Linked DNA regions of Homo sapiens: region 1 is linked to region 2. Evidence: chromatin loops called from intact Hi-C (ENCODE). Cell type or tissue: PC-3. All regions are shown on one strand. Links, peaks and the distances in the headings refer to the core of each region. The heading gives the core; the rest is flanking DNA.

Region 1 (16,127 bases), core at 1,023-9,022, 120 kb before region 2:
ACCAGGACTTTTGGACAAACTATTGCTGCCTAGTTGTACACAGATTTATTTGCTCCATTAGAGGCCCAGCAGCAGTTTTCTAGGGAAATGCTGTCAGGAGCTAGGGTGGAACACTGAGCAGCATGGCCCTGCCCTCAGCAGCTTCTGGGATTCCCCCCAGTATTAGCTTTGAGTTCAGGAAGTTTATTGCAAAGAAGCAACAAGGTGCAGCAGAGAATACACAGAGTTCAGACGAGGCAAATATCCCCATGTGGTAGCATCAAAAACAACAAGTGCATATACCCACTAACCCACGAATTACAGTGGAGCATGAAGGCCGCTGGCTGCAAGGATGAGGCACTACGCATGTCCGGATATGGAAGGATCTGACAAGCAGGAAGAAGGCAAGACAAGGGTCAACATGCAGGTGTGCACAGCATGCTGGAATCTCTCCGGAAGGGCACAGGGTACATGAGCACCTCAACGCCAGAGGGAAGTGACTGGCCCAAACCCTTTCCATTCTATGCCATTGTGTGCTTTTTGAATTTGAAGTCATGTGAATATATTATGAAAACACAATGCCTTCCTATGGGATCCCAGGGAAGTGATTTCACCTCACTTTCCCAATCTATGAAATGGGGAAGAACCCGGGGTGAGGAAGATGAGGGCTAAAGAGATGATTTATATATAAAAGGGACCAGCCACTGCGCAACCCTTCTCTTATGGAAACAGGGACTAAATTTTATAACTTGGTGACAATTATCTATTTAAATCCCACCTATGAACTCTTGGAAGGCAGAACCTAGCGTGAATCATTCTTATCCCTTTGCACAGAGGGCTCAATCTGAAAACCCTGATGTTTAATTGCTCATTCAGAAAAGCCCAAGTAAGGGCAGGATGCTAAAACTGGAACTAACTGTGAAAGGACTCTGGTAAATTGGATGTATAGTTCATCGAACTGTAAGAGGGCATCTCTGTCTTTTGCTACCCTATACGGGGATAGAAGAAAAAACACGCTTTTAAGGGATGAATTTACAAAATTTCAGCTCACAAACATTTTGTTTAAAAATCAGTAATATAAAAAAATTGTACTCACAGCCAATAGCCAAGTAACGGAAAAAGAGCCACCCGCTGATCAATGGTTCCTTTGGGTTCCGGGGAGGTTTATTCATGATGTCCAGATCAGGAGGGTTGAACCCCAGTGCAGTGGCAGGCAGGCCATCTGTCACCAGATTGACCCAGAGCAGCTGAACAGGAATCAAAGCCTCGGGAAATCCAAGGGCTGCTGTCAGGAAAATACTGTTTCCAATCAAGAAAAGAAGACAAAGAGAGCCCAAATGACTTCTGGCCACTATTTAAAGAGCATCATCAACCCGCCCTCCTCCAGAAAAATAAATGACAACAACTTCAGGTAATCTGTAAAATACTTATACCCAATTTTGAATTAAAGCTCAATTTTACTTAGTTTATTACTTAAATTCAGATGACTGAGGCCAGGTGCGGTGGCTTATGCCTGTAATCCCAGCACTTTGGGAAGCCAAGGTGGGCAGACTGGCTGAGCTCAGCAGTTAAGAGACCAGCCTGGGCAACATGGTGAAACCTCATTTCTACTAAAACACAAAAAAATGGCAGGGAGTGGTGGCGCATGCCTGTAATCCCAGCTGTTCGGGAGGCTTGAACCCAGGAGGTGGAGGGGACAGTGAGCTGAGATCGTGCCACTGCCCGAAGCCTGGGCGACAGCGAGACTGTCTCAAAAAAATAAATAAAAATAAAAAAATTATTAAGCTGACTGAGATAAAGCCAACTTTTGGAGGGCAAGAATTTCATGTGACTACCTGGTTAATGTTAGCTCAGTCTCACGTTAAAGAGGATTCTTTGCACATTGGGGCAGCTGCAGACAACCCTCCCGAGGGCCAAAGCACCACTGCTTCCATAAGGCATTTCTGTCTTGCCCACTCCCCTCTTCCAACTCAGGCACAAAGACCAAAGCTGCTGCAATCTGGAGAGCAAACTGCGAGAACTGGGCTCCATGACCCATTTAGATAAAGGCGTACAGTAAGTGATGCTGTCACAGAGACCTACCAGACAACTTCCCCGACGTTGGACGAGATGAGGTAGCGGATGAACTGTTTCATGTTGTTGTAGATTGCCCGCCCCTCCTCAACGGCAGCCACAATGGTGGAGAAGTTGTCATCCGCCAGGACCATCTCAGAGGCGGTTTTAGCCACCGCAGTGCCAGAGCCCATAGCAATGCCAATCTCGGCTTTCTTCAGAGCAGGAGCATCGTTCACGCCATCGCCAGTCTGAAAGGGAAAGCAATGGTTGGGTCAGCCAACTGGCATGCCACATTCATACCCCTAGGCAAAAGCCCACTGAATGGGAAGCAGGAGGAAAATGAATAGAGCCGTAGGTCTCTTGGCAAAGAGTTTTAGAATTTTTGTTTCATAAGTTGGTGTCACAAAACACATTTTACCTAGGAAATGTAAAATTACCAAATAAGTTTACCGAAGTGGGACAAAGGGGACTTCAAATTTATCTGTATTATCTTACTAAAAACAAAAACACAACCTATGTGGCAGTCAAGAGGAAGCACTTGTATCCACATGGATAAATTTCAAGTAGAAAGATGCAGATTGCAAAAATATGCAAATTTTTATTTTTCTGAGATGGAGTCCCGCTCTGTCGCCCAGGCTGTAGTGCAGTGGCGCAGTCTCGGCTCACTGCACGCCTCCTGGGTTCAAGCGATTCTCCTGCCTCAATCTCCCGAGTAGCTGGGATTACAGGCGCCCACCACCACACCCAGCAATTTTTTGTATTTTTAGTACAGACGGGGTTTCACCATGTTGGCCAGGCTGGTCTTGAACTCCTGACCCCAAGTGATTCACCTGCCTCGGCCTCCCAAGTGTTGGGGTTACAGGCATGAGCCACTGCACTCGGCCAAAAAATATGCCTTCAAAAGCATGCAAAAATAATACTGTCTACAGACACAAAAACAGCACTCCCATGTTTTTAATATTTTTGCTAAATTCCAACTTCAGTTACCTCTGGGGGAGAGGAGAGTACACTTATAGTATGTTTCAAAACTAAGATTTTTTTTTAAAAGAGAAGAAAGTAAATTTAACATAATGTATCTGGGTGAAAATCAGGTGAGGGGAAGAATACTGGAAATGCTTCATCAATAGCCAGCTCTTAAAGAACTTAAAAGCAGGGTGATCCAAACAACTGACTGATTACATCCTCAATTTTCAGAAAACTTACAATAAAAACACGTCTCATTTAAAAAAGAGACTAGATCACCAGATTGTTCCTCTGGGACTGATCTGGAAGGCCCTTCTGGGTTTTAAACGACTCTAGGATCTTCCCTGCAAGTAGCACACAACATGCTAACCACTGATTCACCGAATTCTAGAGAAAAGACCCAAATCATGACAAATTCCAAATTAGGGAGCTATGACAAAAAAATTCAGTGGTCAAAATTAGAGGCTACTATGTGCTTGTGTAGCCTGAGTCACCTGTACATGTTCAAACATGCTCACCATAGCTGTAATCTCATCAAAAGACTGAAGAAATTCTACGATTTTAGACTTGTGGGAGGGTTCAACTCGAGCAAAACAGCGGGCGTTCAGGCAGGCGTCTCGCTGGGCGGAGGGGTTGAGTTCATCAAACTCCCGGCCTGTGAAAGCTTTTGACGTCACGTCCTCATCCTGCCCGAAGATGCCGATGCGGCGACAGATGGCCACAGCAGTGCCCTTGTTGTCCCCAGTGATCATGATGACCCGGATGCCTGCTTGCCGGCACAGCTTCACGGAGGAGGCCACCTCGATTCTCGGAGGATCCAGCATGCCCACGCAGCCAACGAAGGTCAGATTGGTCTAAAATAAGAGCATCACTTTAAATAAAAGTGGCAAGTTCTAGTTTTTGTCCCCTAGTTTGAAAAATGCCCAGTTAAACATTGAGACAGGTTTCTGCATTTTTTTTCTTTTTTTTTTTTTGAGGCGGAGTTTCGCTCTTGTTGCCCAGGCTGGAGTGCCATGGCGCAATCTCAGCTCACTGCGACCTCCGCCTCCCAGGTTCAAGAGACTCTTCTGCCTCAGCCTCCAGGGTAGCTGGGACTACAGGTATGCGCCACCACACCTGGCTAATTTTGTATTTTTAGTAGAGATGTGGTTTCTCCATGTTGGTCAGGCTGGTCTCAAACCCCCAACCCCAGGTGATCTGCCAGCCTCGGCCTCCCAAAGTGCTGAGATTACAGGCATTTGAGCCACCGTGCCTGGCGGTTTTTGCATTTTCTTATGAGAAAAAAAAATACCACTACACCCGTTATCAAACCATTCTTTAACTCTTGTGCTATTCTGAGCCCACAGTACCAAAGCTTCTTCATTTTGTTCATAGCTTTAGGATGTCACATCCTTGATATAAAAGAATTCTACTCTGAGTAGAAAAGTGGAAGTAATCTCCAACTTGGATCTTTTGACCTTCAGTAACTAATGAATATTCTAGAAATGTCACCAATTTAAAAAAAATCATGATTTAGATGAGAGGCAAAATGGGGTTTACAAGCTTAAGCTCATCTTGATTATTCTACTTTGAAAATATTCTACTTTGAAAATAACACTTTTATGAAATTATTAACTATGTATGTTTGAAGCAGCAAATTTTAAGGGTGACACAGCTGGCAGGCAGAAAAACAAATAACCACACCTCTTTCTTGGCAAAAGTGAGAACTGTTTGACCTTTTGCTTGAAGGAGTACTGTTTAAACACAATGAATCGTGCAGGGTGTGGACAAAGAAACTTTTCATTAGCTAACCTCATATTTAATAAAGTTGGCAGAGTCCTCAAGGTGCATTTCTTCTCTTCTCAGTGGGTTGTCATGAGTGGCCAGGGCCAGGCATCGCAGTGTGTCGCTGCCACTACCCCACTCTCGAATGACAGACATGATCTTCTGTTTGACTCCAGAGGTCATAGGAACCTTAGTACTTCCAACTCGAATGTGGGTGCACCTGTCAATGACACCTTCAGGAGCACCCTGGAAATGTTACAGATTTAGATAAACAATTTTGTTTTATTGGTTCACCGGGATCTTAACCCTGGCAAGAACATCTCAATTGCAATCTGCCATACTTGCCTTCACAAACATCTTGCTCATTGATGTCCTGCTTGGTTTATTTGGTGTACAGTAAACCGACATTGACTTTCTGTCACGTGAAAACTCTAGAGTGAATTCCTTTTTCATCAGCTGTTTAATGACCTACAAAGGGAACAAATATGGATACTACTGGGTGGCAATTTCTGAACTTTTTTACCTAACAAGCAGTAAGCACACCTATTACATGACAGATGCTAGGAATATAGCAATAAACAAAACAGACAGGTTTTTGCCCTCATGAAACTTGTCCCCTATTTTGGGAGAGACAGACTAAGATGCAAAAGTAACACAAGTGCTATAGAGAAAAAGGGAAGGGGGATAGAAAATTTGCATACATACATATGAACTGTTACATAAAGTGGCCAGAAGGCGGTGACATTTGAATAAAGATGGCCCCATGGGGCCTGAAAAGATGTGTGTGAACCCAGTGGGTGGTGGTGAAGACCCACCAGGCAGAGAACGGAAGTGCAACCTGGCAAGTCCTGGAATGGTAAAGGAGTGCCAACGTGGCTGGAATAGAGTTTACATGAGCAAAAGGTGAGGCAGGTAATGGCAGAGGATGGTAGAAGCAGGTCATTAAGACCTCAAAAGTCATTATGGGGCATTTGGCTTTTAAGACAAGTAAAACAGAAGACAACGGAGGGTCTCAAGCTCCAGTTGTCAAGAATTGGCTGAAGGTGGTCGGGTGCAGTGGATCACCTGAGGTCAGCAGTTCATGACCAGCCTGGCCAACATGGTGAAACCCTGTCTACAAAAATTAGCTAGGTGTGGTGGCAGGCACCTGTAATCCCAGCTACTCAGGAGGCCGAGGCAGGAGAACTGCTTAAAGCCAGGGGGGCAGAGATTCCAGTGAGATGAGATTGCGCCACTTCACTCCACCCTGGACGAAAGAGCAAACTCCATCTCAAAAAACAAAAGCATTGGCTGAAGGGAGACAAGGAATACCATTCAGTATAATGACACTGACTTAAACTAGGGAACGTTGGAGGTGAAGAGATGGCCCCAAGCAGAGCTGTCCACCAGAACTCTGTGAAAGATGGCAATGCTCTGTGGCCACTGTTCATGTGGCTGTCACACGTGATGGATAAGCACTTTAAGTGAATATGGCTAGGGCATCTAAGGAAGTGTTTTTAGGTATTCTAAGTAGTTTTAGATAGCTAGTGGCTACTGATTATAGTAATGAGACCAGAAGAGATCATGGGAGTAACTATAGACAGAAATGGCTGAGGACTATGGAGCCTTCACCTCCTGGTGCCTTGTGAAAGACCCAGCTACAAAGACCTCGAATGAGAGGCCAGGGAGGGAGAGCAAGTATGGGATCGTGGAAGCCAAGTGAAGAGGTGCTTCAAAGAGGGAGCGAGTGACAGCACCAACAAAATAGGAAGACGAAGACTGAGAATAAACCTTTGGCTTTATATCGTTACCTACAACTAAAGATACCCCTTCTCTTCCAGTTTTTGTACTTTTCTTGCCTATTACACAGACCAGGAATGCCAGTATAATACTGCATAGAAATGGTGAGAATTCTGTTATGTTAGCATGGTCTCTGTGTAAACACACTGTCAGCGTTAAAGACACACTTTTATAGTCTTAGTTTGGTGTGATAAGATGCGTTTCATCATATGCACCTACTGAGGTGACCTTATTGTTTTTTCCACCTTAATTTGGTTAATGTGGTGAGTTAATTATATTTGCTCCCACTGACACACATTTAAAAATCATCATAGAAATCCCCAAGAACATCAGCATCTAACCTAGGAAGCTACGGGAGGACTGAAGGCTGATGAACTGACTAGATGGGGCTCAGGGCCCTGCAGCGATCCTGCTGGCCTGCCAGCCACTGAACCGTCTCAGGCAGCAAAGGAATGGGTATGAGTGCTACGCTAGATTCTGTATCATCTCAATCACACGTGTGTTTAGTTTCAATTAAGCATTTGCGCCAATGGCACTGGGATGACTAAAGGAACACGCAATGATTCTGAGGAAGGCGTGGACCTACCCAGGTAAGAGGTCTTGGGCTGGGAGTGGGGGAGGGAAATCCCTTTCAGTACTAGGCTGGCCAAGAACCACAGACCTCACCAAACAAGCCATGGGGCCAAAATGCTGGACCTGCTCTCTCTGCTTCTAAACTACACATGGGTTCCTGCTGTCTCAAGTGGGAAGGGAGGCAAAGAGCTTGTGTTTGGAACTCCTTAGTGAATGAGCAGCATGACAGCTGTTTCCGATCCCTTGGCCAAGGGATGTGAAAAAGATGGGACAAGGGAGCTCTGGAGCAGGGAGACACAAGGATGACAGTATTGCCCGTACTTGTGTGGTCACTGGCTAGTGAGCCAGTGCTGGTTCAGCCCCATTACATGACTTGTTTCCCATCACTCAGTGGAGTAGTCAGAGGTCTAGAATCAAACGACTCAAACCCTCAATCTGTGAAGCTGTTTTCAGGCTGCCTCAGATTTTTAGTTACACCAACTAATAGATCACAGGCAGCGTGGCTCTGCCAGGATCCAACTCCTTGCTTACTGGCAGAGTGAATAAGCCTGGACTGCTTCGGGTTCATGGAAGACACATGGGTAGAGGGAAGAAGCCAAAGGAGTGGTCCAAGGCCTTCATGGCTTTGAGACTGCTATTTGTGAATTGTGCATCAGTTTACTGAAAAGGAATCTATATTTCAGCTGAGACAGTCTCAATTCCAGTGTGAGTTTTGTTTTCTCAGGACAGTATAAAGGAGACAAAATGCTGCCTCACACTAACCGGAAGACCACGCCATACAGGTCATGGAAGGGCTAGGTGTCCCTAACTGCAGGCTGGACATGATGGTCTAGAACTTTTCACCCTGAGATTTTGTGTGGTCACTAAAATGCCTGATATTTGAGGTTATTAAGAAAACAGGTATACTGCTCCCTCCCAACTCAGGCTGTACTACCCCCCAATGACACAATGCCTCCTCATTTGCCCTTATTATCCAGGAAGGGATGAAAGGGCTTATGACATACAAAAAGCATTAAACGTGGTGACAACTAATCATTTTGCTAAATGAGGCTTGCCTTTATACAGCTGTGTATGACAACTAGAAAAGGCTGAGTTTTACCTCTCTCCTCCCCCAGACCTGTTCCTTCAGGCAGGCAGAACCTCTCCCCTTCCCATCGCTCCTTATTCTACCAGGGAACCCTAAGTTACAACAATGTCCTATAAAGAGGCTGCAAAAGTACTGACTGGCAGCCCCATGGTGATGACAGACAGGTAGGTCTGATGCTAAAAAGAGGTATGTTCAGCAGAACCCAATTCCATAGGAATCCAAGCTCCACAGCTAGGAGACAGTGGGCACTGAGGATGAGGCTGTTTGCAGGCAAATGGTCTGGTGGACCTATTAGAGGACCATGTGGCTGTGCAGACCCTGGACTGCAGATAGAGGGTATTCACTCTAAGATAGTGTAGGAGGGCTCTTGCCCAACAAGCAATCACCCTGTCTGCCATATAAAAGGAGCAGCTGCTGCTGCTGCCACACAGCTCAGGAATGATGTTTCCTGGGTGGTGGTTTGTGGGGGCAGGAACCAGACATAGACTTTGAGAGCCTGACTTACGTCCCTAAGCTCCTTCTGCTCCTCCCTGGCTGCTCTGAGAGCATCACACTCCTTCCTCCAATACAATCAGCTTCCGCAGTTCCCATTCTTGAGCTGCTTCTGTAGCTTGCTTCTTCTCTCCCACCTGTCCTTGGCACCCACGTGACCGACTGACCCACACAGACTTTGTGTATTGCAACATCTTATCTGCATATCACTTCTCATCCAAGCAATCATCTACCACTTTGGCCAGGATAAGATAAAGGGAGTTATCCTTCAAGTTTAGCCACTTCAGGCCTTAATTTTTTTTTGAGATGGGGTCTGACTCTGTTGCCCAGGCTCAAGTGCAGTGATGCTGCAACCTAAACTCTAGGCCTCAAGTGACTCTCCCGCCTCAGCTTCCCAAAGTGTTGGGATTACAGGTGTGAGCCACTGCGCCTGGTCCACTTCAAGTTCTTAAGCTGAGCCAAGTGACAGGCAGGGGGACCAGTCTTTTGAGGAGACCCAGGTGCTAGAGACTCAATGGATGGCCATTCTTCACCAGCAGCCGTTGCAAAGTGTTTCTACTGAGGTCTAGGCTCCCCGGGCTTGTGAGGCCACAGAAATCTAAGGGCAGTACTGCAGGACAGGTCCAGTATGGTGGTCTTGGCAGGAGGGAGCAGCAGCTCTTTGAGAGGAACCTCACTCAGGTCCAACTCACTGTGGAGACTCCCCATCCTTGCTACTGGCCCTTGTCATAGTGATGCTGGTCGAATGAGCCCTGTCTCAAAGACTCTGACAGGCAGAAAAAGGCTCAGAGGCCACTTATTTGTTCAGTGTATACATGAACAATGTGGGTGCCCTCTGCCACTGCCACTGCCACTGCCACCACCATCACCACATTGACCTTTGGTATTTGGTTATGCTGGTCTCATCAAATGAGTTAAGAAATGTTTGATGCCCAGGCGCGGTGGCTCATGCCTGTAATCCCAGCACTTTGGGAGGCCGAGGTGGGCGGATCACCTGAGGTCAGGAGTTCGAGACCAGCCTGGCTAGCATGGTGAAACCCCTTTCTACGAAAAATACAAAAAATTAGCCAGGCGTGGTGGCGTGTGCCTGTAATCCCAGCTACTAGGGAGGCTAAGGCAGGAGAATCGCTTGAACCTGGGAGGTGGAGGTTGCAGTGAGCCAAGATCGCGCCATGGCACTCCAATCTGGTGACAGAGAGAAACTCTGTCTCAAAAAAAAAAAAAAAAAAAAGGTTTAATTGAACAGGAAAAGAAAGTGTGGTAGCTGACAGGGGAAATAAGGTCAAAGGAAAGTTTCAAGATAGAAAGACACTATTATTTCCCCCTATGCTGAAGAACATCTAGTAGAGATGGAAATCAATAATGCAGCAAAGATGTTGGGAGGAGGTGGCTTCTGCTAGGAGCAAGAACACTGTTCACAGCACTATGGGAGAAGGCAGCCCCTGTGGGCCCAGAGGGTCGCTCAAGGAAATTAGCTATTGATTGCTTTTATTTTCCTGGTCAAATACACAGGAAGAGCATCTTACCTGAGAGTGAATATGGGGAAGGAAATACTGTAAGTTTGAGGAGATAAGGTATAATTAGTTTTCTAAGAGAGTAGGACAGTGCAGACACTAAGTATATATAGTACGACTGATAAGCAGCATGAACAATAAACCAGGTTCAAATACTCACTGAGTTGCAGGCATTTGCACGTTCTATTTTAGAAAGACCCTTCAATTCGGTATCAAATACATTCATCTTCTCTACTAGGCAAGTGAGAGCAGTCTCTGTAGCTTCTCCAACTTTTTCATACACACCCTTTGCCTGTATTGGTTAAAGGCACAGAAAGTAGAAAAAAGGGAGAAGTACACAGATAAATTTATCTTTAATATTTTTTTTCCACAAAAGCACAATCTGTCCTCTATTACAACACTGTAAGGCCATTTTTATCCTCCTCTGAAACAGGTGACCCAGATAATTAAAAACATACTCAAAGTACAGGTGTGCATGTGATCTTATTCTAATAAGTAGGTTTTTCATTTCCCTTAAATATAAGATGACATCAAACACAGTATTTATTATTTCACCCAAATATAAGAAGCCACTGATCACACTATTAATTCAAAGAGTGCCTTCACATAATAATGTAATTCCATGTCACTGCTTATCATTCTGAAGAGTTCACATTCTGTCTCTGACAGGGACTAGCTTACCTTTGAGACAGAAACTATATCCTTTGCTTTCAGGAAAGCATTTTCTATCCTGGGTTTTATTCATTTATAGTAAGTATGCTATCAACAGAAAGAACATCACATATACTACAACTTTAAGTTAACTAACTGCAATGCTCAGTCACAGAGGATATGTGAAAGGCTCTCAGCTTTCTTTGGTGAGGTCATGCTGGCCCCACCATCAGGTTCTGAATGGAAGGGGGAAACAAAATCAGGCACCCTTGACTTTCAAAAGGGAGGAAGGCAGGCTAGACTTTCATTCCACCCACCCCACCCTTGAACTAGGAACAGCCATTCCTTCTAATTTATGAAGAGACTTACCTCATTGTAATCCAAAGCAGAGTCATTACAAAGAGCACAAATTGTTGCTAATTCTACCAGACCATCATACTGGTGACAATTCACTGGTTTATCATCTTTATGCCTGCCCAAAGAGAAAACACTCTTAGAGCAGGGTATGGTCGCCACTATTGATTCCTCCCGCCCCCTGCCCCCCCGCAATTGTTTAATAATGAAAACAGAATTTCTGGGACAACATACTGGAAAAAATTCCAAACAATTTGATGCCAGAGCCAATATTAGACAAAAACAAAAGAGAGAATGCATCTCTGGTATCAGAAATCAATCAGTAAAAAGACCAGAAATTCTTAATTCAATTCTTCCACCACTGGCTACAGTGAATAACAAACACAAATCCCTCTTGAAAGTTTGGAGCCCAGAAGATGCAAAAAGATGACTGGATTATAACCTTTGGTTCATCTTTCAAAGTTTTTGTTTTAAAAACATTTACTACTTTAGTAATAAGTGTTGACTTGAGCCACATTCAGAAAGCTGTCTTAACTTTGTAGACATGCTGCAAATCAATACAAATACTAAACTGCCACACCAGATCCTTTAAATGAGGAGGAGGGTTACTCACACTTCTCCAATAGGTGCATAAGTTGATCCAGTTATGGTAAACTCATTAAGGGAACAAGTATCACCTTCCACTCTGTCCAGAATGAACATCTGTAGGGGGAGAGCGCATCAGAGTATTTAAAAGGGATTTTTAAAAAATGCTACACAAATAAACTACCTTTGTTAGCTTAGGACAAAGGCAAACAACCTCTTTCATTTACGAAAACAACTTTAATAAAACTCACTGAGGCTCACTCAGCATCAGCAGTACTGTCCCTTACCCTAACTAGCTTAATTATATTAGACTGCTTCGCCCATCACACCCCCGACCAATCGAACAGTATGAAAAACAGCATCACTGAGGTGCTGAATGAATGAGCAGCAGTGGCACCAAAGACACAACAACCCACACAAAATCCAAGTTATGAGGACTCCCGGTCAGCAAAAGGTCAGTTCCAGAGACAAGTTACTCTTTAGATTGCTCAGAATCCCAAATTTCAAATGGCTGGCTGTGAGAGTGGTATTAGGTAGTCCTGCCTTAGAGCTAAGCACAAAAGCTTGGGAAGAATAAACTCACATTTCAGAGTTGCATAAACATTTCCCGAGTAAAATAAGACAAACTGCTTCTCTGCTCCTTCCCACTTATTTTTATTGTGGCAATAGCTCATGTTCTATGAAGCTGCATAACTATATGTATACAGTAAGGAGCCCGCAGAGCTGAATGAATTGATGTTCCCTAGACAATACAGATGGAAGCATGCTTAGGAAAGGATTAATTTTATTTTTTAAAGCGACATAAGCTATTTTCTTAAAGATAATTTTTCCACTGCTTGATTTGCATTCACAAATTATAATTCAGAAGCCCAGTTTGGAAAAGTAAGATTTAGGCTTGTGTTTTCATTGCAAATGAAAACTTGTAAAACCTCCTCTAAAAAGAAAAAATTACAGAAAGTGATGTCAAAACTATATTTTCTCGTGCTTTCTCTGAAATATGAGCAATTAATAATCTGATCAAATCATTCTCTAAGGGGAATTTAAAAAATGTAAAACTCAAGTTAAACAGGCCACGTTGAGCTGGGCACGGTGGCTCACGCCTATAATCCCAGCACTGAGAGGCCAAGGTGAGTAGATCATGAGGACAGGAGCTCAAGATCAGCCTGGCAAAGATGGTGAAACCCGTCTCTACTAAAAATATAACAAATTAGCCGGGCGTGGTGGTGGGCACCTGTAATCCCAGCTACTCAGGAGGTTGAGGGAGAGAAGTGCTTGAACCCGGGAGGCAGAGGTTGCAGTGGGCTGAGATTGCGCCACTGCACTCTAGCCTGGGCGACAGAGCAAAACTCCGTAATAACAGCAACAACAAAGCTATGTTGTGTTTTAAAAACACATCTTTTCAGAGCAATTCATCTCACATTCAATAAGGAAATTAGTTAATCTTTATTTTAAAATAACTTTTTTTTTTTTTTGAGGTGGAGTTTCACTCTGTCGCCTAGGCTGGGTGGACTGCAATGGCACGACTCGGCTCACTGCAACCTCCGCCTCCCGGGTTCAAGTGATTCTCCTGCCTCAGCCTCCCAAAGAAATTATAGGCGCCTGCCAACATGCCCAGCTAATTTTTGTAATATTAGTAGAGACGAGGTTTCACCATGTTAGTCAGGCTGGTCTCGAACTCCTGACCTCAGGTGATCCGCCCGCCTCGGCCTCCCAAAGTGCTGAAATAACAGGCGTGAACCACTGTGCCCAGCCAAAAATGTGAAATTCTTTGAGTCTATACCAAAGCCCAAAATATTCTAAAAGACATTCAGAATCTGAATCTACATTAGCTAAATCTAAATGTACTTAGACATTTTTGACTGTGAGCAAGTCAACCATTTAGGATATGCAGGATGAAAATCTTCCTAAGTCAAGGGCAGTTATGCAATACCACTGCAAGAAGCCTCCTGCAGAATACCAATTAGCACCAGCTTCCTGTTGTGAGGTAGAGCTTCACTCAGAACAGGCAGGCTTTTTCTTTATTATAAGAAAACATTTTAAGCCAAGCCATTCAAGGGAGAAAAGAACAAAAAAAAATTATAGTGAACTGGGAAACTGAAATTTTAAAAATTACAATTTTACACATGGCTTTACACATGGCTTACTTTCACAGACATAAAGACTATTCTGAGGAATTAAAGCTTTCAGGCTAAGTGAGACACAAAATCGTAAATAAGAAAATTCCCTTTCTCTTCCTGAAACAACCAGTATGACAAAACTGACTTTTAGCCAATTCATCCAACCTTTTGGTTCCAAAAAATAAGAACTTAAGTAGCTCAAACACCTTAATATCCTGGAGAAACCTAAGACAAACCTAGAAGCTTTCCACTTTGAAAGTTGGAACACCCCAGTTCTGTCAATTCTAAATGTGGGTTTGGACTTCACAAGGAGCTTGCGGGGGAGGGAGAACCTGTATCTAAAAAATCATCATGAGCTTAAAATTGGCAAGATAAAAATTCACAGGGCTTAACTGATTATAAAACAATTTCCGATGTTAAAAATAATTATCTAAAACCTGACAAAAAGGCCAAGATAACTACACCCTTTCAATATCATACAGAAGCATTATTTAACAAGCCCATTCTAGGAAAATGTAACACTGTGTTACTAAATAAATGCTCATGTTATATGAGGTTTCCCTGTAAGACATTAGTTTTGTAATCTAACCTAGCAATCCCTATTCTAATATTCTAATATTGAACACTTCCTCAAATACAGATTCCCTTGCTAATTAATGAGCCGAATAAAATATGTGACAAATGTCTACTCTGTATGAGTCATGTGTACCTTTTGGAATAGACTTGTACCAAGTTGTTTAAGCAAAACCTAAGGAAAGTGAATTATACAAAATAATCCAGCTGTATAATTATTGCATTATTTATTCAGTTGTTACTTTTCTAACAGCAGGTTTAAATTATTTATTTTATCAAATGATGGTCAAAAAATATAGGATGGCCGGGCGCGGGGGCTCACGCCTATAATCCCAGCACTTTGGGAGGCTTTCAAAAGCGGGTGGATCACTTGAGGTCGCGAGTTCGAGACCAGCCTGACCAACATGGAGAAACCCTATCTCTACTAAAAATACAAAAAATTAGCCGGGCGTGGGGGCGCATGCCTGTAATCCCAGCTACTTGGGAGGCTGAAGCAGGAGAATTGCTTGAACCCAGAAGGCGGAGGTTGTAGTGAGCTGAGATCGGGCCATTGCACTACAGCCTGGGCAACAAGAGTGAAACTCCATCTCAAAACAAGAACAAACAAACAAACAAAAATATATATGATGAATACACAGAATAAAGCAAGTTAAAAGCAATTTTAGTCAGCCCTCTGTACCTGTGGGTTCCACATCCACGGTCAACTAAACAGCAGATGGAAAAAATAACTGCATCTGTACTGAACATGTACATTTTTTTCTTGTCATTATTCCCTAAACAACACAGGTTAACTATCCCTAAACAACACAGTTTAACTATTTACATATCATTTATAATATTACGTTAGGTACTGTAAGTAATCTGGAGATGTTTTCAAGTATACTGGAGGATGAACAAGGTTATATGCAAGTACTGAACCATTTCATTTCAGAGACTTGAGCATCTGCAGAGTTTGGTATCTGAGGGAGGTCCTGGAACCAATCTCTAATGAATACAGAGAGATGACTATCTACTTTTTGAGAAAAAGCACGCTTCATTCAACATGTGATAGAAAAACCAATTAGGACTTCAGGTAGGGAGGTTAACTAGCAGCTTTCTCTAGAACTTGTCTATTAACATACACCTAGAGACAGAGGATCAGGAAAATTAGAAAGGAGGCTGAGTGTGGTGGTTCATGCTTATAATCCCAGCTCTTTGGGAGGCCAAGGCAGGAGGATCACTTGAGCCCAGGAATTCAAGACCAGCCTGGTGACATAGTGAGAACCTGCCTCTACAAAAAAAAATAAAAAAACTAGTGGGGCATGGTGGCATGCACTTGTGGTTGCAGCTACTTGTGAGGCTGGGGTGGGAGGACTTGAGCCTGGGAGGTTGAGGCTGTAAGTGAGCCACAGCTGTGTCACTGCACACTAGCCTGGGCAACAGAATGAGACCTTGTCTTTTTTCTTTTCTTTTCTTTGAGATGGAGTCTTGCTTGTCGCCCAGAATTGAGAGCAGTGGTGTGATCTTGGCTCACTGCAACCTCCGCTGCCCAGGTTCAAGCAATTCTCCTGTCTCAGCCTCTCGAGTAGCTGGGACTACAGGTGCACGCCACCACTCAGCTAATTTTTGTCTTTTCGGTAGAGACAGGGTTTCACCATTTTG
Region 2 (16,127 bases), core at 2,871-10,870:
AAGGCTGACAGAGGGGTTCTTACTCTCAAGCAATGAATACTCACTGAACATCAATAATGCTGATTTGGTTAAGTGTATCTGAAAATATAAGGAGAGATGGATAGAGAGAAAGACTCCTGAAACATACTGACAAACTTAATAACCACAAACCATGCAGGAATATTCTGACCTTTTGGCTCAAACTTTTGTCTATGTTTTTAGAAGAAGGATGAGAAAACTTACTCTTGAAAACACACAGTGTTCTATGAAAACATTCAGCAAAACTCAGATTTAATCTATTACTTGAAATAAAATTACCTTTTCTCTGAGACATTTTCCTCATTAAAATTGTCCTTGAGCACTACAGATCTTAGGAACATTCTGTAGATCATCTTATTTTGTTTTTTCAAGCCTTTAAAAAGCACAGTTCAAAAGTTGTGTAGCTGGAGGCATCTCTGACACCAGGAAAAGCAAACTTTACTTTTCCTGTGTATTCCGTAAAATCAATTAGCTTGAGTAGTACATGATCTTATTTACTTAATTAGGGCAGTGTGGTGACTTTAGCAGTTGCTCTAGTTCAACTTCACTACAATAATGGAAATGTACACAGGATAGCCACTCCCATGCAAAATCTGTTTTTATAAAGGAGTAAATGTTAGATTAAAACTAAAAGTCACTAGTTTTTGAGTTAGGAGACTGCAAAGTAATGCTGGTGCAATAATGTATAACCAAAATTTAAGATCAGTCTGTCATCTGATGAGATGGGTCATCTTTAATAGTATCTTAAGTGGTAATAGTTTATTTTTTATTTTTTATTTACTTTGTGGAAATAGTTTAAAAATCTCTCGACTATCTTTTCAAAATCACTCACCTTGTGGCTAACACATGATTAATACTTGATTCCAAATCAAGCAAGAAGGAATCCTTGAGAACAAGCTATCCTTTAATAAAGTGTTATAATATGGTGTATCTATTTCCACATGTGTGTGTTTGCATGTGCCTATGTGTAATGCAGGATTTTTTTTTTTTTTTTTTTTTTTTTTTTTTTTTGAGACAGAGTCTCGCTCTGTAGCCCAGGCTGGAGTGCAGTGGTGCGATCTCGTCTTACTGCAAGCTCCACCTCCCAGGTTCACACCATTCTCCTGCCTCAGCCTCCCAAGTAGCTGGGACTACAGGTGCCTGCCACCACGCCTGGCTAAATTTTTGTGTTTTTATTTTTAGTAGAGATGGGGTTTCACCGTGTTAGCCAGGATGGTCTCGATCTCCTGACCTCGTGATCCGCCCGCCTCGGCCTCCTAAAGTGCTGGGATTATAGGCGTGAGCCACCGCGCCCGGCCTGTAATGCAGCATTTTATTGGGAATTAATGTATTGCACATGCTGAAGACTGCAGCTAACAACATATTAATCTCTATAAATGCTCTAATTGCTTATAACATATTAGGAAACCATATGAAAATAGAAAATGTGGCTATCCCTGATAATATGCCATGTAGGACAATGATCAGACTAAAATTCTTATTTAATTGCTTAAAAGTAAAACCACCTTATCAGGAAGGTTACCTACGTCTTATCCTGTGACCATGACAACAAATTAAAAATGGAACTGCTGAAACCTCCAAAATATGCAAAATGGTAACTGAAAGGATGTCACTTTAATGATAGTTAAAACATCCATCTCCATGGGCTAAATGTAGACACAATTGGAAGCTAATCTTGGCATTCAGGCTTGAGGTTGGACCAGCAGGACTTCTATTGTCATCTGGACAGGTGGCAATAGCCTTAGAAGGGGATGTCAGGGCCTCCAAAGTCTTCTTTTAGATCTTACATCAAGCTGCAATGAACCCCGGCTTCAAATGAAAATATGAATGCCAGAAAGCAAAGGCGAAGAGTTAACTGCGGGTTGTTTTTTTATTTCTTAGATGCTAAAATATTTTAAAAAGCAAGGATAGCTCAATTTAGATTACAAAAAGGCACTCTGATGAAAAGCAAATGTGTTCCTAAATGTATGTCGAAGTAGATGGTTAGAAAGCTAATATAGAGTTTGTGGGCTAAATATATCATTTCTTTTAGAAGCAGAACATATTGCTGGGAGAAAAAGTCCTCTATCATAGGACTTATGGCATATAGTAACTAAAATGTTTTTCCATTTGTTGAATTTTCAATGTTGGGGAATATTATTATTCAGTAGACCTAGAGAGAAGTCCTAAATTGGAAAAGCAGCTGAGTCCAAGGTCATCTCTTTGTTTCCAAATATATCTTGAAACAAATGCAAGAAGGGCACTTTGCTGAGTGTTATCTGGACATATATAGTTTCAATCAAATTCTTCAAGAAGTGTCAGAATAAAAGTTGAACATTTGTTTGACACTGCCAAGTCACTAGCAAGTGGGTCTCTTCAAGGGCTGAGGCTCTCCTTGCCGACTTGGCAATTATTCTGTAAAAAGTTCTTTTTCCTCCTCTTTAGAAAAAAAAAAAATCAAGCACAGTGAAAAACCAGCTTTGAATTTTTCTCACATTTTTTAAAATATGGGAAATCACATAAACTTATAAAAGTGTCTCCCAATAAAAATATAACTTCTAAATATTCTGTTTCTCAGCTTAATTCCTTGGAATTATCAAATCTTTTTCACAAATCTGAAAATGTTAAATGTAACAAAGAAGTGATGGCATAGATGATATAGAGTTGTAAACTGAATCAAATAATAAAATGAGGCTGGGCGTGGTGGCTCATGCCTATAATCCCAGCACTTTGGGAGGCCGAGGTGGAAGGATCACTTGAGGCCAGGAGTTCAAGACCAACCTGGCCAACATAGTGAGACCCCATCTCTCTCTAAAATAAATAAATAAATAAATAAATAAATAAATAAAATAAAATAAAATAAAATGCCGAATCTTTCAATTAGTGTAAAAAATAACCCCCAAAACACAATGAAACAAATTAACTGGCTTACCACCTGTATTGCTCTTCTCTGTCACAAAAAATAAACCAAACTTAGTCCATGATGGCAGTCTTCCGTGGAAGATGATAATTTGTCATTCTCTACAATGCAGTGAATCTCATTTCATCAACAGTTCAAAAGGATATTAAGAAGAACTCCTGTTGTTATTACCAACAGACCATGGCTGATAATCCCACCAACTAGAAACCTTCAGCTTCAATCTCTCACTCCCTTTCCAGCTTCATCTTCTCTGTTCCCTCCGGCTGGGTCTGGCTCATACCTCAGGGCATTCCCTTTTGGGGCTTCCTTTTCTCCACGGAGCTCTTGCTCCCTCTTGGAGCCAATTTCTACTCAAGCTTCCATAAGAGGTTTAACTTGAATGTTTTCTCCTCTAGGCTGACCAGATTGCTCCAGCCTGTATTTTCTCCCACTTTGAGTTCTGTGGGGATTATTAACTCTACTATCTATGTGGTTTTTATCCCATTCCAGGAAGCTGAACTAAAATTTTTAGAGACTCTAACTTCCAAAAAATTATAGTTCCCCTCCCCACTACATGCAATGAGAAGAAACAAAGACTAAACCATAATACGAATATAAGGAAGTCTAACAGAGTTCTGCTCTTTCTCTCTTTCTTTCCCTCTTCCTTCCTTCCTTCCCTCCTTCCTTTTTTTCTCTCTCTCTTTCTCTTTTCCTTTTTTTTTTTTTTTTTGAGACAGAGTCTCACTCCATCACCCAAGCTGAAGTGTAGTGGTGCGATCTCGGCTCACTGCAACCTCTGCCTTCTGGGTTCAAGCGATTCTCGTGTCTCAGCCTCCCGAGTAGCTAGAATTACAGGCGCGCGTCACTACTCTGGGTAATTTTTATATTTTTAGTAGAGACAGGGGTTTTGCCATGTTGGCCAGTTTGGTCTCAAACCCCTGACCTCAAGTGATCTGCCCGGCCTTGGTCTCCCAAAGTGCTGAGATTGCAGGTGTAAGCCACCGTGCCCAGCTTTTTCTAATGGAAACTTCTTTGATTTTTGAAATATCATATACTTTCAGAAAATCTGTAGTGCATGTTTGCCTACTGGCTAATCCAGCACTGATTTGTTGGTTACATCGCTTATCTTGATAACTGGACTTTAAGCTGCTTAAAAGTGACAGCCATGCTTTTCTTGCTCAATATACTTGCTATAGAGCTGGATAAGGGAGTGGTGGGTGATGAATACTTGCTGGTTTCACTCCTGCTGTTCTGCCATGTTCTCCCATTCATCTGTCCACATCTTACCCATCCTTCCAGGCCCAGATCAGTTCCTACCTCTTTGATAAAGCCTCCTTGACTCTACTCTTCTTTGACCTTCTGCTCTTCCCTATAGCTCCAATTTGATTGAATTTCTATTGCTCCACAAAATTTAGTACTTGGTTATTACTTCTTGATGTGTTTACTGTTGTTTAATATATAGTCGTGTTAACAACAGGGGCCACACTTATATTTTTACTGCACCTTTTCATTCAGTCTGAGTGTCCAGCACATTACAGAACTCAAGAGCTTGATACATAATATGAATTCTTTCCCCATCTCCCATGCACCTGTGTAACTTACCGAGCCCTACTAGACTTCTTGTCCTTTCCTTCACATGCTGTATCCTTAAATGCCTTTATGTCTTCACTTTTCCCATGCCTATCAACATCTTAACTCATCCTTACAAATCAGCTCAAGTTCCATCTCCTCTGTTAATCTTTCCACAATCCCCCATCAGTACTAATTGCTGCTTCCTCTGAGCTCCCTGTTCTTTGTACACACAGCACTTATTTTGCTGCATAATATTTGAGTCTTCTAAACTGTGAGGTCTTTGAGAGCAAAAACTAGGTCATGTTCAATTTCTATTTTAGCACTTAGCACAGTGTCAGGCACACAAGATAACAAATATTCGCATCAAAATAAATGAGTGGACTTTTAATTTCATTCTCCTATTAATCAAGTATTATCTTGTTAATTTCTTTGGTTAAGAAAGAAATTGCCTGTTGGTATTTTCACAGAAAAAGACAAGAAATATCTATAAAACTGTTCAACAGATTCTGGATTTAACCGAATTTGATAAATTTTGTGGTTTTGCTTAATTACCTTATTGTATTTTAATCTTTTTTAATTTTTTTAATTTTTATTTTTTGAGACAGAATCTCGCTCTGTCACCCAGACTGGAGTGCAGTGGCACAATCTTGGTTCACTGCAACCTCTGCCTCCAGGGTTCAAGCGGTTCTCCTGCCTCAGCCTCCCAAGTAGCTGGGACTACAGGCGTGCACCACCACACTCGGCTAATTTTTTGTATTTTTAGTAGAGACAGGGTTTCACCATGTTGGCCAGGCTGGCCTCAAATTCCTGGGCTCAAGTGATTCTCTTGCCGTAGCCTCCCGAAGTGCTAGGATAAGGCATGAGCACCACACCCAGCTGTATTTCTTTCTTTCTTTTTTTTTTTTTCTCCAGACGGAGTCTAGCTCTGTCGCCCAAGCTGGAGTGCAGTGGTGTGACCTCGACTCACTGCAACCCAGGCGGAGGCCTCCTGGGTTCAAGATTCTCCTGCCTTAGCCTCCCAAGTAGCTGGGATTATAGGCACCTGCCACCACGCCCAGCTAATTTTTGTGTTTTTAGTAGAGATGGGGTTTCACTGGGTTGGTCAGGCTGGTCTGGAACTTCTGACCTCATGATCCGCCCACCTCAGCCTCCCAAAGTGCTGAGATTACAAGCGTGAGCCACCGTGCCTGGCCACCCAGCTGTATTTCAATCTTTAAGTTTCATTCCAGCATTGTTCATAAAGTGAAAAACTGGAGTTGATCTAAATGTCCAGCAATTGGAGACATGCATGATTTTAACACACAGATAGATTTAAATGATAACCCTATAAAGTTTCAGTTTGCTCTGTATTTAAAACTACTACTCATTTCTTTCATTCATTTACTGAACATTTATTTTCAGTATAATTCCCTCATCTGGTTGGTTGAGGTTACTTTTAACCATTTAGTAAAGTTTATTCTTTAGGTATAGTAAGCAAACACATTTTTTAAAAAAAGGTACTATAATTTTATAATAAGCACTAAAAATTATTTCATACCATAACTCATAAACAGACATCAATCTGTTTGCTTATATACAATAGGTATATACATGGGTCACACTGCAATATAAGTACTTAAGAGCACAGGTTTTGGATCCTGGCTCTGCCACAATCATTAGTTGTATAATATTGTGAAAGTCTCTCTGTGCTTCAGTTCCCTTATCTATAAAATGCGGATAATTGCAGCTGCCTCATAAGGTTATTGTGAGAGTTATGTTAGTTCTACACATATAAAGCATTTAGGACAGTGCCTGGTACAAATGGAGTGCTCAGTACCAGGTTATTTGCTTGAATCACTCATGATCATGGTCGTGATTAGAGCTTCAGGGAATAAAATTTGTTAAATCTTGCTTTGCATAACTGAAGTTCATAAAAAGTCCTTTGTAAGTCTGCTTCAGTTTCAGAACCAATAACTTAATTAGGTTGTGCTCTAACAATGAAACAGGCTCCCTCATGAGGAGTGAGCCGCATTGCGGGTACACTACTATGGCTGGAAAGTGATTCGCTACATGCGCTACAGAACTGATTTCCACACTGGAGAGAGGTTGGAAGAGATCCCTCAAAGCTCCTGATCTAATAAATGATTATATGAATCATTCTGAGGTTCCTTTCAAGCTCCAAAATTCTATGACTGTTTACCAGGATATCGCATGCAGCATTAAGCAGCCAAGCCAGGAACCTGCTGTTACACTCTGAACTGAGGTGTAAACACATACTTTCACCGAAAAACAAAAATCTTTAATTTCTTCCTGTGCTCGGAATAGTGAATTTCCATAGCAGTAAACCAAGTTTGGTGACTCAAGCCTCTCAGCAATTCTGGAAAGGAAATTGTGAAAATATCGATGTTTGCCAAGAAAGTACTTCCAGTTTGCCAAAAGAGGGAGCATAGGAGCAGAAAGCATATGTTTGTCCAAGTCTCTTAAAAATACTTATTTGGGATCTGTGTTTTATTTTTTGATTTCTTTTGCAAGGATGGGGTGGGGCTAAACAATATTTACAGTCAACTTCTCTTTTTAAGATTATCTTAAGACAGTAGGGTCAAAGATAAAAAATACATAGATAACTTTTAATGATCCCTCTCCATCCCCCGAGACAAAACACTCATCCCAGGCCTGGCTGCCATACGCCAAGCAGCTCTAATTTAAACTGCTCTCATTAAAAGGAAGAGGAAGAGGAGCTAAGCCAGTATGAGTGGAGGAATAATTTACATATTTAATAAAGATACAGCTTTATTTCTCTCCTGGCTGCCATGAATTGTCTAAAAAAGAAAGATCTGTTGCATATGTAATCTACTCCTCACCTGTAGGTGAGTAACAATCAGTAACAATGACGTTACTGATAAAACCAAGTTTAAAGAAAGTTAATCATCAGGATGCTATCTTACCCGTTCCCTGGGGCTAAAGACTCCTTCATGCCAGACAAGATGAATGATGTAAGCACCTAGAATCCTTTGTAGAAACAAGTCATTTACTCACACTCATTAGTCACTAATATAGGGTAGAATGCCTGCATAAGACAAGGCTTCTATAAGACACACACCTGCATACAAAGTCATTTTTCTTTTTCTTTTTTCTTTTTTTTTTTTGAGATGGAGTTTCGCTCTTGTTGCCCAGGCTGGAGTGCAATGGAGCAATCTGGCTCGCTGCAACCTCCACCTCCCAGGTTCAAGTGATTCTCCTGCCTCAGCCTCCCGAGTAGCTGGGATTACAGGCATACACCACCACGCCTGGCTAATTTTGTATTTTTAGCAGAGATGGGATTTCTCCTTGTTGGTCAGGCTGGTCACGAACTCTTGACCTCAGGCGATCTGCCTGCCTTGGCCTCCCAAAGTGCTGAGATTACAAGCGTGAGCCACTGTGCCCAGCTACAAAGTCATTTTTCAATGCAAACTTTGACTTTGCCTTTGTAGAGACAGCTTTGACAAGTTATCAGTTTGCCATTTTTCATATTCAACTCAGAAGAATTCTGCAAATTTGTATATTTTTAGTTTCAGCAATATATTTAGTCTTTTATTTTACTCAAATTATAAAAAGTGCTCTGTATTGTGTTACCTTAAAAAGTTAAGAAACATACTTGGGGCCGGGCGCGGTGGCTTATGCCTGTAATCTCAGCACTTTGGGAGGCCGAGGCGGGTGAATCACCTGAGGTCTGGAGTTCAAGACCAGCTGACCAATATGGTGAAACCCCATCTCTACTAAAAATACAAAAAGTTAGCTGGCCGTGGTAGCACATGCCGGTAATCCCAGCTACTTGGGAGGCTGAGGTAGGAGAATTGCTTGAACGCGGGAGGCGGAGGTTGCAGGGAGCCAAGATCCTGCCATTGCACTCCAGCCTGGGCAAAAAGAGCAAAACTCTGTCTCAAAAAAAAAAAGAAATGGACTTGGAAAGTGCATAGATCTTACAAATTTATAAATGTTAATTAGGCAGAATAACACATTTACGTTTATTTGATAGTTTAAATGAAATTCCTTCCTTTATTATCGTCTCCTGAATTAGAGCAAAATAAGGGCAAGTATTAATCTAAAGAAAAAGGTAGGTGTTCTGCAATTTCTGGTTTTATTTCCATAGGGATTTGAACAGTATTCTAAGACCCTTCTGGTACATTCTCCAGACCTAGAAAATACATGGCTTTGGAATTCAGTTAACAGATTTATAACAGAAAGCACATTATCCTATTATAAGATTCTTCTTAAAGGGCACCATTTAAATTTGGATTGTTTCCTGAATTAATACAGAAAGCAAGATAAGCAGTGGCCTTTTGAAATTTACAATCATACAGTCAGTCCCATGCAACGGTTGGCAACTAGAAGAAGGAAATCTGTGAACACAGAGGCAGATTTCACAGGCTGCATTCTTCTCCTTTATTTGGGCCATCACATGAAAGACAAATTAGTTTCTGAAATGATTAAGTACTCTGATCAATTAGCTAGCCAGAGTATCAATCCTGAAGGAAAAATGTAATAAGCTCTTTAGTAAGTGCCAGCTGTCAAAGACTGTCAAGGTTAGTTAAAGTTTTTTAATGTTCCAATCAAATCATGAAATGAGTGGAAAGTCACTGCACTAAACCCATTAAGCTGCATTACTAAATGTCCAATGTTACACACAATCTATAAATAACTTTGTACTTTTAGAGTTTTATTTCTTCAGTTTGCTTTTCTTGAAGTAATAATGATGTTCTGCTTCAGTGAATAAAGTAATTTTGGAGCTGCCTTTGTGTTTAATCCACATATTCCTTCTGTATGGAGTAAAGATGGCAAGTAATAATCAAATCAGTAGAATTCTAAGGATTCTGTGGAGTATCTGTCATCAACCATTTTAAAAATCAAGAGGAGTACCAAAGACAGTGAAGGGCTAAAAAATAATTAATCACTAGGCTTAATAATTTTGTGAACTGACTTTCCTCTGGAGGAATAAAATGCTGTTTCTATAAAGGGCATCTAGTCTTTTTCAAATACTTGCAAAGGAATTCATATTCTGTTTAAAGGAGCATCACTTAACTATTGGCTTAAAAACAACATGCCAGTAACCAACACCACACAAATATATCTATGTCACTATCCAAAAAATGATGATTGAATTAAGGATTTGTTTCTACACACTAAGACACAGCTTTTCCTCTTTTGGGGGATTGCTGATCTGCTAGTTGATCTAAAGGCACAAATGACAATGCTGGCAGCTGATACTTGCCCAAATAAGAGGATAAAACAAGCAGAGGACCAATTCAAATCACTTATGAACACTGAAATACTTCTGTTTTCCTTATAAAAATTTAAAAGATATTTCTCTCCATACTTTCCCGGTAAGTCCAGTTCTTCCTTATTCTGATGGACCCCATCTCTTCTTGCTACAGCTCCTAGAATTACCAATTATCTCTAGCTAGTGAGGCTCTTTGATTACCAATAAAAAACCTTTCAAACAAAAATTAAGAGTAGGACACACATGGGAACAAAGAGATCCATATTTTTTACAGGGTAGAAACAATTTTCTTCTTTAAAAAATATTTTTGGTGGTGGTACATGCCTGTAATCCCAGCTACTTGGGAGGCTGAGGCAGGAGAATGGCTTGAACCTGGGAGATGGAGGTTGCAGTGAGCTGAGATTGCGCCATTGCACTCCAGCTTGGGCAACAAGAGCGAAACTCCATCTCAAACAAAAAAAAAAAAGTTTTGGGCCAAGTATGGTAGCTTATGCCTAATCCTAGCACTTTGGGAGGCCAAGGTGGGAGGATCACTTGAAGCCACAAGTTCAAGACTAGCCTGGGCAACAAAAGGAGACCCCATCTAATATGGTTTGGATGTTTGTTCCCTCCAAATCTCATGTTGAAATGTAATCTCCAGTGTTGGAGGTGAGGCCTGGTGGGAGGTGTCTAGATCATGGAGGTGGATCCTCGTGAATAACTTAATGTCATCCCCGCGGTGATTAGTGATTTCTAGCTCTGAGTTCACACAAGATCTGGTTCTTTAACAGTGAGTGACAACTGCCCCTGACCTCTCGCTCCTGCTCTTTCCATATGATGTGCTGGTTCCCCTTTCACCATGAAGCTTTCACCTGAGGCCCTGGCCAAGAGGAGATGCCATCACCATGCTTCCTGTACAGCCTGCATAACCATGAGCCAATTAAACCTCTTTTCTTTATAAATTAGCCAGCCTCAGGTATTTGTTTATACTGACACAAAAACAGCTTACATGGCATCTCTACCAAAAAAAAAAAAAAAAATTAGCCAGGCATGGTGGCATGTGCCTATAGTCCCAGCTAACTTGACCCCAGAAGTTTGAGGCTGCATTGAGCTATGATTATATCACTGCCTCCCAGCCTGGGCAACAGAGAAAGATCCCATCTCTAAAAAAAAAAACAACAAAAAATTTTTTTAAAGACAGCTGAAAAGAACTAGCCTAAGATGGACATGCTAATAATTCGAAATTTGAGTTTTCAAATCTAAAGGCAAGATATTTTGAAAAAGTACTGAAATTGAAATGAAGTAAAGCATGGCACATGAATTTGGTATCTTTCTAAGGGAAACCAAAGAAATCTTCAAGTACCTTGTCCAAATGAAGCAGAGATTGGAAGCACTTTGAACTCTTGAATTTCACTTTGAGTCTTGTGCTACATTTAATATGTGATATCTATATTCTATGAAAATTTTTTTATATTTAAAATATCAGGCTGGGCGTGGTGGCTCATGCCTGTAACTGTAATCCCAGCACTTTAGGAGGCTGAGGCGGGTGGATCACTTGAGCTTAGGAGTTCGAGACCAGCCTGGCCAACATGGTGAAACCCCATCTCTACTAAAAATATAAAAACTAGCCAGGTGTGGTGGTGCATGCCTGTAATTCCAGCTATTCGCAAAGCTGAGGCAGGAGAATTGCTTGAATCTGGGAGGCAGAGGTTGCAGTGAGCTGAGATTGCACCACTATACTCCAGCCTGGGCAACAGAGCAAGAGACTGTCTCAAAGAAAAAATAAAATGAAATAAAATAACGGTTCCCACAACTATCAGATTATTGTTACATTATTATTATTATTTTTTGAGACAGAGTCTTGCTCTATTGCCCAGGCTGGAGTACAGTGGCGTGATCTTCGCTCACTGCAAACTCCACATCCCAGGTTCAAGTGATTCTCTAGCCTCAGCCTTCCAAGTAGCTGGGACCACAGGTGTGCCACCACACCCGGCTAATTTTTGTATTTTTTGTAGAGACAGGGTTTTGTCATGTTGCCCAGGCTGGTCTCGAACCCCTGACCTCAAATGATCTGCTTGCCTCAGCCTCCCAAAGTAGTGGAATTACAGGCATGAGCCACTGTGCCCAGGTTGGTTATTATATTATTAAATCTGTAATAGGCCAGGCATGAGTGGCTCATGCTTGTAATCCCAACACTTTGGGAGGCTGAGGCAGGCAGATCACCTGATGTTGGTTGGGAGTTCAAGACCAGTCTGGTCAACATGGTGAAACCCTGTTGCTACTAAAAATACAAAAATTGGCCAGGTGTGATGGCGGGCGCCTGTCATCTCAGCTACTTGGGAGGTGGAGGCAGGAGGATTGCTTGAATCCCGGAAGCAGAGGTTGCAGTGAGCTGAGATCACACCACTGCACTCCAGCCTGGGCAACAGAGTGAGACTCCACCTCAAAAAAAAGAAAAAAAAGTCTGTAATAGATTTTTGGTGAAAATAAGTAATAATGTGGCCAGGCGTGTAGGCTCATGCCTGTAATCCCAGCACTTTGGGAGGCCGAGGCAGGCAGATCACGAGGTCAGGAGATCGAGACCATCCTGGCTAACACGGTGAAACCCTGTCTCTACTAAAAATACAAAAAGTTAGCCGGGCATGGTGGCAGGTGCCTGTAGTCCCAGCTACTCAGGAAGCTGAGGCAGGAGTATGGCATGAACCTGGGAGGTGGAGCTTGTAGTGAGCCGAGATCATGACACTGCACTCCAGCCTAGGCAAAAGAGCGAGACTCCGTCTCAAAAAAGAAAAGAAAAGAAGTAATAATCCTTCAATTTAATATTAGATGTTAATACTTTAAAAAGAATAAATTTTGACACAAGACAACTATACATTTTTTAAATAGATATGAAATACGTACCAAGTTTATTTGCCTTTAAATGATACAAACAGAAAAGACATGTTAGTCAAAATATTAAATTTTCTTGCATTTTACAGAAGAAAAATAAACTGAAGTAAAACTGTAGGAACTGCTGAACGTCAGATAAATGTTTCTTCAGAACAAGAGATATTAGTTCCTAAAAGATTCTTCTAAAGTTTTTTTAAAAGAGATTAAGAAAAACAGTAAGCCACTGGGTTATTACATTCTAAAAAAAAACTACATGTTTCTTAATGGACATATGTTTACATTTACAGATAGTAAACTTAGTTTCCTGTCTCATAAAACTCAGAAGACGCCAGTGATGTCTAAACTATGGAAAAGAATAAAAGCCTCTTTTTCATATGAAAAAACATTCAAACTAAATCTACCTTAACATTATTTTCTATGAAAACTTAATAAAGAATGGCTCTTCTGAAAACAAAATGCTATACAAATCAGTTTCAAAAAAGAAATACATTATGAGATTAGGCTTATAGCTAGTGGTATCAAGTAAAACCCCAAACGATGACACAAGAATTCACAGTATTAGCCGGTCCTCCCCACCCTCCTGAATTACCTGACCAATGGAAGTTTGGCTTTGTTGTTTCAGAAAGCACTGTTTCTTACATTCCATTAATTGTTCCAAATCACGCCACATTTTTGCTTGTTTCATATTTGGACCATGACTTTCTCGTATAACTTTTTGTTTTTCCCGAAGTTTCTATCATTAAAAAAAAACAAGAATAATTAAATCTCAGTTACAGGGGTTTATTTCTATTGCTATAGTCGGAGGAATATGGTATGTTTTCTACAGTAGATAAAAAATAGTTAGCTAAACCACATACTCTATAATGTACCAAAACTAAGATTATAAAAGTTAACTAAGGCCAGACGAGGTGGCTCATGTCTGTAAACCTAGCACTTTGGGAGGCTGAGGTGGGCAGATCATGAGGTCAGGAGATCAAGAGCTCTACTAAATCCAACACTAAGTCAAACTGTTTGCCTTTCTAGTTCTCCAAAAAAATACAAAAAAAAATTAGCCAGGCATGGGGGCACGCGCCTGTAGTCCCAGCTACTCGGGAGGCTGAGGCAGGAGAATCGCTTGAACCTGGGAGGCGGAGTTTGCAGTGAGCCGAGATCACGCCACTACACTCCAGCTTGGCAACAGAGCAAGACTCTGTCTCAAAGAAAATACAAAAAACAAAAACAAACAAACAAAAAAAACTACACAAAACTATAAAAGGAAGTGAGAGAAAAAGATAGTTAGGAAAGTGGAACAGTATCATGGTGTGAAAAGAAGAATGTAGAGTTTGGAAGTCAGAAGACTTCGGTTTTAATCTGGTTTTGTCTCCTCTAGTGGTAAGCAAGGCACTTAATTTCTTGGGACTTCAGTTTTCTCAATTATCAATTAAGGTTAATAGACCAGGCATGGTGGCTCACGACTGTAATCCCAGCACTTTGGGAGGCTGAGGCGGATAGATCACTTGAGGTTAGGAGTTCGAGACCAGCCTGATCAACAAGGTGAAACCCTATCTCTACTAAAAATACAAAAATTAGCAGGGCATGGTGGCGTGTGCCTGTAGTCCCTGCTACTCAGGAGGCTGAGACAGGAGAATGGCTTCAATCTGGGAGGTGGAGGTTGCAATGAGCTGCAGTCGTGCCACTATGAGACTCTAAGTCAAACTGCTTGCCTTTCTAGTTCTCCAACAAAAACCAGCTAGGAGGATATACATGACATATTACTCAAGAATGTACAGTTATAGCTCATATAGCTTTAAAATAATTCATTTATTAGCCTAAGCCTGAGAAATGTCCACATTTTGTTTTAGAATTTCCATTTACATAAAAATTTCTCAAGAAACCAACAGGATCAGTATATTCTATATACTAAAACCTAATACTTATTTATTCAAGATATAATTATGAAGCACCTGTTATATGTCAGGTATGCTTGGAGTTTCAAGTGGAAAACAGGACTCATGCTATATAGGTGGGCAGATCACCTGAAGTCAGGAGTTCGAGACCAGCCTGGCCAACATGGTGAAATCCCATCTGTACTAAAAATACAAAAATATGAAATACAAAAATTAGCCGGACATGGTGGCATGTGCCTGTAATTCCAGCTACTCAGAAGGCTGAGGCAGGAGAATTGCTTGAACCTGGAAGGCAGAGTGAGCCAAGATTGTGCCACTGCACTCCAGCCTGGGCAACAGAGTGAGATTCCGTCTCTGGAAAAAAAAAAAAATTAAGGTGAATAATAGGAGGCTGGGGGCTGGGCACGGTGACTCACACCTGTAATTCCAGCACTTTGGGAGGCCAAGGCAGGAGGATTGCTTGAGCTGGGGAGTTCAAGGCCTGCCTGGGTAACATGATACTCTGTCTCTACAAAAATAAAAATTAAAAAATTATCTGGGCATGGTGGTGGCACATGCCTGTAGTCCTAGCTAGTTGGGAGGCTGAGGTGGAAGGGTCACTTGAGCCAGGAATTTGAGGCTGCAGTGAGCTATGCTCTCACCACTGCACTCCAGCCTGGGCAACAGAGCGAGATCCTGTCTCTTAAAAACAAAACAAAACAAAACAAAACAAAACAACCAAACCAAGGCTAATAATAGGGGAAAATAAAAGTATTTACTTGGTAAGATTATGTTTTCAAGTGACATAATAGATATTGAAATACTTGATAAATTATCATGTATTATATATATCCTTGTTATTAAATGTTATATTCTATCTTATCCTGAAACAGTGTATACTCTATTTATGTCCAAATAAATCAAATTGTATGCACATATACTTCAGAGAGCAGGCCCAGTGATTACGAAAATAGTACACTATTAAATAAGCCAAAATCCTTCTTAGAATTGTTTTTGTTACTAACATCTTAGATGGTCCACCTGCCAAAACTGTTTTACTCATTGACTCTAAAATTTTAAACAGGAATAAAAGAATCTTCAATAAATTACAAAAATATACTTTAGTTCTATATTATGGCAAATTGAGGAAGGGTGACTGAAAGCAAGAGTAGACACAAAGTCAGAGACAATAAGTGACACGGTAGGAAAAAAGAGAGAGAGAATCCAGCCTGGGCAACAAAGTGAGACGCCCCTGTCTCTACAAAAAAAAAATTTTTTTTTAATTAGTTGTGTATGGTGGCACATGCCTGTGGTCCCAGCTACTCAGGAGGCCGAGGCAAGAAGATCACTTGAGCCTGGGAACTCAAGGCTGCAGTGAGCTGTGACCATGCCATTACACTCCAGCCCAGGTGACGAGTGAGACTGTCTCAAAAAAAAAAAAAAAAAAAAAAAAAAAAAGAAGAAGAAGAAGAAGAGAAGAAAAAGAAAAGAAAGGAATTCATTCATAATCCCATGTGCTAGAGACAACTACAGTTGACATTTTGGTAGAGAAGGTGAAAGTGCACATAGAACGAAATGCAGTGTGTTGGAAATATCTGTACCGACACCGAGTGTGAGAAAATCACCAAGAGGGACAGAAAAGCAAGCAGAGACACAGAGGCAGAGTGCAAAGGAACAACCTCATCCTTTC

Evidence for each region. A loop is a pair of places that touch in the nucleus more often than their neighbours do. Peaks named below come from ENCODE experiments on the same cell type or tissue, not always from the same donor. Only the 100,000 strongest peaks of a DNase experiment are listed, where the experiment ranks them.
Region 1: it touches region 2 in a loop (5-fold over the local background); 2 of 110 quality-filtered maps call a loop at or near these places.

The regions. Positions count from the first base shown.
Region 1 is chr12:110,328,383-110,344,509 of GRCh38, reverse strand. ATP2A2 (ATPase sarcoplasmic/endoplasmic reticulum Ca2+ transporting 2) reads right to left here. Exons shown (of 20, transcript NM_170665.4): 9 at 11,825-11,913; 10 at 11,227-11,329; 11 at 10,367-10,498; 12 at 5,107-5,229; 13 at 4,789-5,007; 14 at 3,516-3,851; 15 at 2,062-2,282; 16 at 1,076-1,278. Among named protein-coding and RNA genes, the nearest start is that of ATP2A2, 55 kb to the right of the region's middle. RefSeq lists enhancers at 2,810-4,009, 5,417-5,516. In PC-3, for the core only: a CTCF peak has its summit at 5,486; no DNase peak of the experiment used is centred there; H3K27ac peaks cover 2,787 bases.
Region 2 is chr12:110,215,222-110,231,348 of GRCh38, reverse strand. IFT81 (intraflagellar transport 81) reads right to left here. Exons shown (of 19, transcript NM_014055.4): 19 at 12,556-13,305. The coding sequence ends at 13,123. Among named protein-coding and RNA genes, the nearest start is that of ATP2A2, 58 kb to the left of the region's middle. RefSeq lists an enhancer at 7,103-7,603. In PC-3, for the core only: a CTCF peak has its summit at 6,886; DNase peaks (open chromatin) are centred at 6,828 and 7,408; H3K4me3 peaks cover 1,308 bases; H3K27ac peaks cover 2,323 bases.